2 separate regions of the Mus musculus genome follow, and region 2 is linked to region 1. A link is a loop called in an ENCODE intact Hi-C map of the cell type or tissue named here. Cell type or tissue: heart. All regions are shown on one strand. Links, peaks and the distances in the headings refer to the core of each region. The heading gives the core; the rest is flanking DNA.

What was found. Hi-C counts contacts between places; a loop is a spot of excess contacts. Peaks named below come from ENCODE experiments on the same cell type or tissue, not always from the same donor. Only the 100,000 strongest peaks of a DNase experiment are listed, where the experiment ranks them.
Region 2: it touches region 1 in a loop (9-fold over the local background); 1 of 42 quality-filtered maps calls a loop at or near these places.

Annotation. Positions count from the first base shown.
Region 1 is chr4:145,431,242-145,436,625 of GRCm38, forward strand. Gm42346 reads left to right here. Exons shown (of 3, transcript XM_030253952.1): 2 at 2,505-2,573. Among named protein-coding and RNA genes, the nearest start is that of Gm42346, 22 kb to the left of the region's middle. In heart, for the core only: no CTCF peak of the experiment used is centred there; a DNase peak (open chromatin) is centred at 3,040.
Region 2 is chr4:146,494,303-146,499,686 of GRCm38, forward strand. It overlaps the pseudogene Vmn2r-ps16. Among named protein-coding and RNA genes, the nearest start is that of Zfp981, 5.0 kb to the right of the region's middle. In heart, for the core only: no CTCF peak of the experiment used is centred there; no DNase peak of the experiment used is centred there.

The sequences.
Region 1 (5,384 bases), core at 80-5,079:
TTCCTCTTTCTCTGCATCCTCTCCAGCATCTGCTGTCCCCTGAATTTTTTATTTTAGCCATTCTGAGTAGTGTGAGGTGGATTCTCAGGGTTGTTGTGATTTGCATTTCCCTGATGATTAACGATGTTGAACAGTCTTCTAGGTGCTTCTCAGCCATTCCATATTCCTCAGTTGAGAATTCTTTGTTTAGATCTGAGCCCCATTTTTAAATTTTTTTTTTTATTTTCTGGAGTCCATCTTCTTGAGTTCTTTATATATATTGGATAATCCTCCCCTAACATCATTTTAATTCATCATCTTCTTTGACTGAGGCATCCATCTCCTCTACCTTTTCTTTAAGTCTGATAATCTGTCTCCCACAGGTTCTCTATGTATTATTTTTATTTGCCTTACTGCATTTTGTTTTCAGGGTCTTTTGGGGAGGACATTTCTAAGCACCTATTGAACTCAATTTAAATATTTTATATTGTCGACATTTCCTTCAGGAATCTGGTATTATTTTCTTGTTCATCATTCATTTTCTTCCTCTCTGAGTGGATTTTCATGGTTTACAAACTTTAATCTCCTTGATCATGACTGTGGCTTTTCAATTCTTTATCTTGGATATCATGTAAATTGTGCTCCTTATAGGGTACATATATGGTTTGAAGTTTGAGACAAGGACATTTTATCGTAGTTTCTGTTTGTTTTGGGTTCTGAGCATCAGAATTTAGAGGAATTGCTTAATTGTGTGCATTTTTAGTCCAGAGGGCTAGACTCAAAATATGAGAAGTTAGGAAGGATCCATTGTATCTGAAGGGTTCAGAACCCAGGTGCAGTGTCCTACTACATCCAGCTCTGGTCTAGTCTGGCAGCAACTTTGTGGAGAAGCTGTGCAGAGTAGGTCCAGGGAAGTTGTGTGAAAGGCAGCCTGCAACAGAGTTGGGGGAGGGGTTCCTGATGGGGACTGTGGGATTCCTGCATGAATTGATGAGTTTAAGGAAAAGACAAATTAAAAGCAAAGGAAAAACAAGCAAGCAAGCAAACAAGCAGAAATCCAAAACAAAAAAATTGCTGTGAATAACTGGGAAGCTAATGAATTAAAAGGTCCGGAAGTAGGTGGGCCTAGAAGAATTCCAGGAAGCTGTTGAATATTGGGCGGGTCCAGAAGGAGGGGCTAGGCAGAAGTAAAAGGAAGTTCTGCCATTTCATCATTCTCTTTGTTTCTCCGCTGCCTCGTGGTAAGGAACTCCTGGTGGAAGAGTCATGCCCAGTACTTGCGGCACCTGAAAACTTCCTTAAGCAGCTGTTGTTGTGCTGGCCTCCTAGGATATTCAGCAGCTGGTCCTGTCACCTTCCAGGTCAGAGGAGCGCTGGGCTGGGAAATGGGCAGGAGCAAGGCCAGCATGTGGAACAGTGGTGCATTTTCTGCCGCCACTCTTACAATTTTGTTGTGGATATCTTACCATTGTCAGGAAGTTTGAGACCCTGTGAATTGGGTTCAAGGTCATGTTTTAATAAATTTTATGATTGCCAGAATATTTTTTTTAATAACCCCGTTAGATCTGTGGCCGTCTCCATAGTTTTAAATAGGGATGTAAATGTATATAGGGAAATGTAAATGAGGAAAATACCTAATAAAAATATTTTTAAAAAAAGAAAGTTACTGTGAGGGTGTCTTAAGATGTCTGTTGAGAGTGAATTGTCTGATATGAGGTGGTTTTCTCCAGAAGGTCTACTTGCTTTCTGAATCACCTATTCTGTCCACTCTAAATGTTTTCCTGTCCTTGACCTGTGTTCTTATTGATGCTCTGTGTTGCATTAGTCCCCACTAGAGTGAAATAATTATTGTTGACCTTCTCTGTACTGGTTGCTTTAGTTTTGAGTCTGCTTGCCTTATTTCTGAGGTATGTTTCTTCTCTTATATTCTTGAGAGCTTTTATACTGAGCAGTGTCTATTTTTTACTGTATAAGTAAGTTTCATTCTCCTATTGTCACTGTAATTTGGGAGGATTCCTGACTACATCTATTAACCTAGGCCTAGTCATGTAAGCTTCTACTCTCCATACAGTATTATCTAAGGCCTGGTGTGTTTTCAGCCTCTGAAATTTGCTGCTGAATAAGCTCCCCCTTTTTTATTCCTTCTCAATGCTTACCTGAAATGAATGAAACACCATTCAACTCTGGGCATGATTCATGGTAGGCACTAGCCATTTGTCCTTGACTCTAGTCCCAGGAAGATAAGTTCTCAGTAACAAACCTGATAATAGTGTTTTACAGCCTGGATGCATATGCTCTGTGTTTATGCCAGGTGCCCACTGAGGTCAGAAAGCGTCCTCAGATTATACTTATATTCCTTACTACACTAAATATGTCATGCCATGCTCTCATGTCTGTAGAAGTGTTGACAAGATTCTTTGTATCATTTTGCTTTTAATGTTCTTTTATGTGGTTTATCATTGTCTATTACGTAGTTGTAGTAATTTCATTTTTGTATTTTTCAAACCCTGTTGTGAAACTTCAAGAAGAGTTCCAATATTTGAAACAGGGAAAAAAGAAAAAGGATGAGTTCTTCTCTGGTAAACACTCCACAGGTCAGTGTGCTGTCCACATTTCTTTGAAAAATCCTTTTTCATTCAAACCACTGCATAGTTCTGTTATCTATATGTGGTCATATTATCTAAGAGGATTTTTTCTAATCTCTTCATTTTCTTCTGGGATGAGGAGAATTTAACGGTTTGGTCTTTTCACATATATAACACCATTATATTTTCCGTGCAATTTCCATGGACTGAAAACCTGCAAATCTCAATGGTAATCTATTGTAAATGATGCTCAAAAAATATATCGATTGCGAATTTTTATTTTGGATCGAATTTTGACCTTTTATATTAGTGTGGAAGGAAGGTCTCCTGTGTCACTTAATTTGCATTGGGGTTCCTGTGCTCAGTCTGATGGTTATCTGCAAGCACCACAAATGGATTTGTATTGGTCAGACTGTGGCATGGCCTCAGGGGATAGCACTACCAGGCTCCTTTCAGCAAGTGCGTCTTGGCATCTGTAATAGTGTCTCGGTTTGGTGTCCGAAGATGGGATGGATCCCTAGGTGGGGCAGTCTCTGGATGGCCGTTTCTTCAGTTTCTGATCCATTCTTTGTCCCTGCATTTCCTTTGGAAAGGAACCATTCTGGGTTAAAAATCTTTAGATGGGTTGGTGGCCCTTTCTTCAACTGTGGTCCTTGCATATGCACTGGAATTCACTTTGTAGTCCAGGCAGGCCTTGCACTCAGAAATCCACCTGCCTCTGCCTCCAGAGTGCTGGGATTAAAGGGGTGGGCCACCTAGCCAGGCTCATTTATGTTTCAAATGCTATCCCTGTTCCTAGTTTCCTCTCTGATAATCCTCTATCCTCTCCCACCTCTCTCTGCTCCCCAAACCACCCACTCCCTCTTTCTGGCCCTGGCATTCCTCTATACTGGGGCATAGAATCTTTGTAAGTCCTAGGGCCTCTCCTCACACTAAGCCTTCCTCTGTTACATATGCAGCTAGAGACACAGTCCAATCATGTGTTTTCTTTGCCTGGTGGTTTAGTCCAAGGGAGCACTGTTTGTACTGGTTTGTTCATATTGTTGTTCCTCCTATAAGGCTGCAGACCCCTTCATCTCCTTGGGTAGTTTCCGTAGGTCCTTCATTTGGAACTCTGTGCTCCATCCAATAGATGACTGTGAGCATCCACTTTCTTTCTTTCTCTCTTTTTCTCTCTCTTCCTTTCTTCCTTCCTTCCTTCCTTCCTTCCTTCCTTCCTTCCTTCCTTCCTTCCTTCCTTCCTTTCTTTTTCTTTACTCCTCTCCTCTCCTCCCCTCCCCTCCCCTCCCCTCCCCTCCCCTCCCCTCCTTTCTTTTCTTTTCTTTTCTTTTCTTTTCTTTTCTTTTCTTTTCTTTTCTTTTCTTTTCTTTTCTTTTCTTTTCTTTTCTTTTCTTTTCTTTTCTTAAGACAGGGTTTCTCGGTATAACCCTGGCTGTCCTGGAACTCACTTTGTAGACCAGGCTGGCCTCGAACTCAGAAATCCTAATGCGTCTACCTCCCAAGTGCTGGGGTTAAAGGCATGCTCCATCACCTCCTGGTTGAACATCCAGTTTATTTGCCAGGAAATGGTATAGCTTCAGAGGAGACAGGTATGTCAGTGTCCTGTCAGCAAAATCTTGTTGACAGTTGAAATGGTGTCTGGTTTTGGGGGTTGTTTATGGGATGGATCCCTGGGTAGGGCAGTCTCTGGATGGCCCTTCCTTTAGTCTCAGCTCCAAACTTTGTCTCTGTAACTCCTTCCATGGCTGTGTACCCTATTTTTTTTTGTTTTTAATATTTATTTATTATATGTAAGTGTACTGTCGCTGTCTTCAGACACTCAAGAAGATGGCATCAGATTTCGTTACAGATTGTTGTGAGCCACCATGTGGTTGCTGAGATTTGAACTCAGGACCTTTAGAAGAGCAGTCAGTGCTCTTAACCGCTGAGCCATCTCACTAGCCCCCATGTACCCTATTTTTAATAGGGTTATTTGGTTCTCTAGAGTCTAACTTCTTGAGTTCTTTCTATATAGTGGACATTAGCCCTCTGTCAGACAGAGGAATGGTTAAGATCTTTTACCATTTTGTGGGTTGCTGTTTTGTCCTATTGACAGTGTCCTTTGCCTTACAGAGGCTTTTTAATTTTATGAGATCCCATTTGTCCATAGTTGACCTTCGAACTTGAGCCATTTCTGTTTTGTTCAGGAAATTTTACCCTTTGCAGATGTGTTGAAGGCTTTTCCCCCCTTTCTCTTCTAGTAGATTCAGTGTATCTGGTTTTATGTGGAGGTTCTTGATCCACGTTGACTTGAGCATTGTACAAGGCGGTAGGAGTGAATCAATTGGCATTCTTCTACATGTGGACTGACACTTGAACCAGAACCATTTATTGAATATGGTGTCTGTTTTTCACTGGAAGGCTTTGGCCATATATTTGCTTCTGTTTATCTGTTTGGGGTGTAGATGTACACCAACTTTGTGTGATGTCTTTCTAGCATTTCTCTTCTTTGCCTTTTACATAATATTATCCTTTTGGCAATAGTATAAGGTTTGCCTAAGGAAAGAAGAATTCCATGCTAATCTGTGCAGTCCTCAGATACTGTCAGAGGAAACTCTTCCTATTTCAGTCTGACCCGTTCTTGATGTGTGTCCTACTTCTGTAATGTAGAAGGGTGATATTTTTTTCACTTTTTTTCTAGGACTCATCACATCTTCTTCAATTGTGATGGATTTGTGTATACCTCTCTATAGTACTGCATAAGGGAACACTGCAGTCATTGTCATACATGGCAGTGTCTCCTTTTTAGCTCTAGCTCTCATCGATACACAAACCTTCTTT
Region 2 (5,384 bases), core at 175-5,174, 1.1 Mb after region 1:
CATTGGACATGTACTCCGGAGGCTAACACATGAAAATAAAGAGTTCAAATGTAGCCTTGCCTAATGACTGACATCCAAATCAGGCTGGATAACAAACATCATCTCTAGGGATTTTGTGAAAATCTGAAAAACAAAACTAGGAACAACCACACAAAACCCTTCACAAACACCTTACTTGGAAAGTATGAGTATACACAGTCTGATATTTAAATAAACAATGGATCACAGAGATGATCAGCATCCATGTTATACATTGCGGGGGTGGGGGTGGGGGGAAGATCACCACGTGAAAATGCAAAAGAAGATGACCAGGATCCACAGAAGGAGTATAACAATGGCCTAATAAAGTTTTGGGAATGAATTTGCCTCATATACATTAAACTTTAAAATCAACTTCAAATATTTCAAAATAAAACTCCCACAACTATTAATGATCAACTTCACTGCATTTGAGTGCACATTGTAAACCATATTCTACCTTCAAAGCCATGATGAAAAGGAGAAGGAGCAAGACCTTTTTTTTTTTTTGAAACTAGAGTCCTCATCAAATGGTCACATGAATAGTGTTTTTCTCTTGTGTGAGTTCTTTCCTACATTTACTTGTGAATGCATTCATTCCTGTTAAGGCATCTAAAAGCCTACTTACAGAATTCTTCTTTATCATGAATTTATTTATGTACCAGAAACAATACTGCATGAGTCACAAGGGTAACAGAAATCATTTCTTCATATTTGTTAGAACAGGCAGGCAAAATCCTGGACATATCACACCAAGCTTCAGGTGTCATGTGGGAGGTTTTATTGACAGAAGCAGTGTCTGAGAGGGGTGAGAGGTCAGAAGAAGAGAAGGGTCTGTGCGACGAGGGAACACTCTTTTATTCAGTCCATGAGGCTGGGAAGCGTGTGAAAGGGAATTGGTGCCCTGGCAACAGATACAGGGGCAGTGCTGTTGCCTACAGATGAGGAGTGTCCTCACTGGGTCTAGAACCTAACTGTAAAGACACTTCTAGCTGTCCACAGATGCACCCGATGCTAAGCACATTGCTTATATTTGTAGGATTTCTCTTCAATATAAATTCTTTTATGACATTTTTGTGATAGTGACATGAAAAGGCTTTACTGGATTGATTACTTTTATAGGGTTTGGCTTCAGTGTGAATTCTTTTCTTTTTGTAGACTCTAGAGACCAGTTTTTTTTCCATATTGTGTCCCAGTCTAATCTTGTAGGACATTTGTCTGAGGGAAATGCAAAGGCAGATACAGATTAACACGTTCTCTTTCCTTGGAAATATCGACCTAAAGGAAGCACAAATGTTTTATGCAAACTTCCACTAATATGCAGCATTTATAAAATGAGTTTCAATAACAACAATGACAACAAACAGACTCCTGAACAGAAGTGGAGTGCTCTTCATGTACAAAATTTAATATTTGTGACCCTTGTGACTCACACAGTACTGTTGCAAAATCATGTTTTGTACATTAGTAATGCTCACAACCCTAATTTGAGAGGCTGAAGTATGCTCATGTCATTGTGGACACTTTCAGAACAATTCCCCTTATGTACATTGATGCAAAATACTCAATAAAATACTCAAATACTGAATCCAAAAGACATCACTAAGAATCTATCCAAAATGACGAAGATTGTTTTCTCATCCAATATATCTTGAAGAGTTTCCATTCCCTCTATTCTTCTCAGTTCCTGTCCACTTTTTCTCCCTTCTGGATCTAACCCCTTTCTGTATCTCAGTAGGAAAACAAACAAGCAAATAAACAAACAAACAAAATCCATAGACTCACTAATTGACAAATCTGCCCCCAAAAAGCTAAGGTAAAAGTTATAATATATTTCAAAACAACTGGTCCAAGCATTAGTATTTGTACATCACCCTATCTAGTCTCAAATTTCTGATCTATGTTTGTGCAATTTTTGTGTGAAATATTTTGCTGATTGCTGATAAAGTATATTTTCCTATTGGTCATTATGAGTGAAGATATCAAAAAGCTAAAATTTCAAAGGGGAAGAAATTTTTTGGCTCAACTCTGAGTTCATTACTTAGAATGAAAGATGATGATTGATGTTTACTGGATAGGTGATATAAATGTGGGAGTCTCTGCAAACACTAGTTCTGGTAGCGTAACAATCCATGAGACAAAAAAGAAATCTAGTTCAATACCTCTCTGTAATTATTTCAGCACTGGTTGTGGGTGTGTTGTGGGTTATAGCCAATGAAATTCCTACAGCACTCAGAGAAAATCTTTCCCAGTGCCTGTGTTAACATCTGAAGTAAAAAGTCTCCTGGTACTCAGAAGTCAAGATAAACTGCAAAGCCCCATGGGACAATTAACCACACACAAGATAATGACTGGGAAGAACACTGGATGGAGCCTGTCCCTGCTCAGGTGATAAGCAGAAGAGAAATGAGTGGGAGGCAGGCTTTGTATAGGGTTTAGTTATAGGTGATGGATTTTCAGGATTGGAAATATCTGCGGTTGGAGATTGCTGGTATTTTATGTTCTGAGCTTGAGCAAACTCAGGGATTTCTGAGTAGTTAAAACCTGTAAGTATGCTAACCATTCTCCCTGTAGACAATGTTGAGTGTAACTTTAGATTCTGACCCCAGGGTGGTTTATTTTAGATATAATTAAGCACAGTATAATTTTGGAAAGTTAGTTCTTGGTAATAATTGTCTCAATCCTCTGTGCACAGTGAAGATGAAAGTGTGACTACCTCAAAAGTCTTTTGCAAAGTACATGTGAGTCTTTCTTAAAGTTGGATTCTAAAACTAAAGGGCCTAGAGGAGGATCAAGTATACAGTGTTGAGGACACCAAGCTACAAGGTACATCTCCTGCAAGGTGTGTTTGTATTGCCTGAGAAACAATGATCAAGGGAAGATTGACTGGGACAATGTCATAGTTTGGGACCTTCAGGTGTTTTGTGGCACTACATCTAGCACAGCTCACCATGCCACTTACTATATCCATTCCCTCACTTCTGGTCAGAAAAAAAGTGTACTTCTCTTCTACTGAAGAGAGAACTCTGGGATTTTATATTCCTGGTTACCTTAGAGCTTATTTTTGACCACAAGGTCCTTTTGCTCTCTACAGAAAAAATATATTTTATGGATGTTTCTAGTTCTTAAGATGTTAATGTTGTGTTAGTGTAAATAGAAAGACAGTCAAATATTTTTAAAGAATATAAATTATGTTGTTCAGATATACAAAGTGTGATTATGAAAGAACCTAGTGGGGAAACCCCCACTCAGCTCCCAATTCAGCGTGCACCCAAGAATCACGAATAGAACACAACACATTGATGTAACAACACGAGGTATTTTAATGGTGGAGCTCCGGGTCGAAACTTATCTCACACAGGAGACAGTGGATTCGACCACGAGGCTTGGAAGCTAGGGGTTTTTAATAGAAAAGGAGTGGGGCTGGGGGAGGAATTGGCGCAGTTTCACGTGATTCGTCCATTTAAACATCAGCAGCCTGTAACATTTAACTTAGGTCAGAGGGGAGGGAGATAGGGAGGCGATGGGCCTGCCCGGGCATGTCCTAGTCTGTTCTGCTATGTTCTCAGCCCCAGGTTTCAAAGCTCACGAACAACTCTTTGGGCTATTTGACGTACATTACATGAATCACAGGTCTCAAGTTTTATTTCATTTCAATTACATTGCTTGACTCTATAGACATCAAACATGCAAGTGTTGCTGGCATAATCCCAGCAATCAGAACATTGGGGCAGGTGTATTATTCTTCATTTGAGGCCAGACTATTCTAAGTCAAAGTGACTTTCCACCCTGTGGGCCCCAATTTCCTCTTTTGGCCTTTCTGAACTCTTCACATGGGTTGAAGTTAATTTTCCAAACTTTTATGCAGGTGTGTCTCTGTATTTTTAAATGTTTACTGCTATATTGGTAGATAACTAAGTGCTAGCAGGATCTTGATATTGTCATTTCTATGGCCCATCACCAGGCTTACATTTGTAAATACTTGTCTCCACACCTGCTGAGATATTTGAATGGCAGGCAGCTCTCTATGCCTAGAGGTAATCCACAGAATTCTGGAGATGTCTCACACCTGATTGCTTGTAAGAAAAAACCTAACATTCAATTCCTGGGACAAGAATTGGAGGGTGGAATTTCTGGATGGAAAAAGTGATGTAGGGAAGAAAAAGCAGGTGGAACAGATTTAGTGTGAGACATAGAAGAGAACAGATAAGTGGGAACAGGGGCAGAGAGGTAAAGAGCAAGCTATGAATGAGGTCATAGGCTTGAATAGTCTGAAATTTAAATGATGATTGGTAGACTGCTCCAATGAAAGGCCTGTGCTTTAAATTATATAGAAAACTCCTTCACATAATTTATAACACTGGTGTGTGCACAAGTACTCCCACTACACTCACGTACATATGCAATGTGCATATATATATATATATATATATATATGTATATATATATATATATATATATATATATATAATCACAAGGGTGCTTTGGGTATTTAAGTCAAATTAGATATTGATTGGTTATTCACGATAAATTCATGACATCATTGACCTAGCATATTTTGGAGGAAGGACAAATTTTAGATCAATGTCTTTTTTGTTGGTTCTGTTATATATTTCACTTTTTGTTGCTTGCAAAGCCCTTTCCATAATGAGGACTGTGGAACATAAGAGCCAATGTTCTTGGAGGCACCAGCTTGACCTCTTCATACACAGTGAGTTGTGTAAGTCTGCTTGTTAACAATGAAGACTTATTGTCAGTTTCTAAAAAGCAACACCTTTATTGTCAATGCCCTGCAGTGTTTGCTTACATTTATGAAACCACTTTGTAGAACAACTCAGTTGATAAAACCCAGTGGAAAAGACACGATCAACTGGAACTCCATCTCTGTCAGAATTCAGAGACTTCATTAGAATCACCTTCATACACTTATAAGCTGGTTCGTTTTGTTTTTTTTTTTTTTTTAAATTCCAAACACCTTATTAAGAATACAGCCAGCCAAAGTCCATGGAGTCTTGTACCATGGTGCTTTTCTATGCATTGGCAGAGCCACAAGTGTGGCAATGCAGTGTACAAAAGTTCTTACCTTCTAATAGATGGTGATTTTTCTTGGACCTTACAACCGGAATGAATGCAACTTGAAGAAATTTAAGATTTAAAACTCCAGTTCTACTGTGTATTCAACTTTATGGTTTAGCATTTTTTTCAAAGAACAATGTAAAAACAAACGTTATTTTCCTTGTATTTCTCTTGTTACCAACTTTTAAAACCTAACATGATGCATTGGTGCAATGATAATTTATTGATACAGTGGTAATTTATGTACTTTTTCAAGGCATGTCCAGAAACTGCCTGAGTGTCATTTGCTG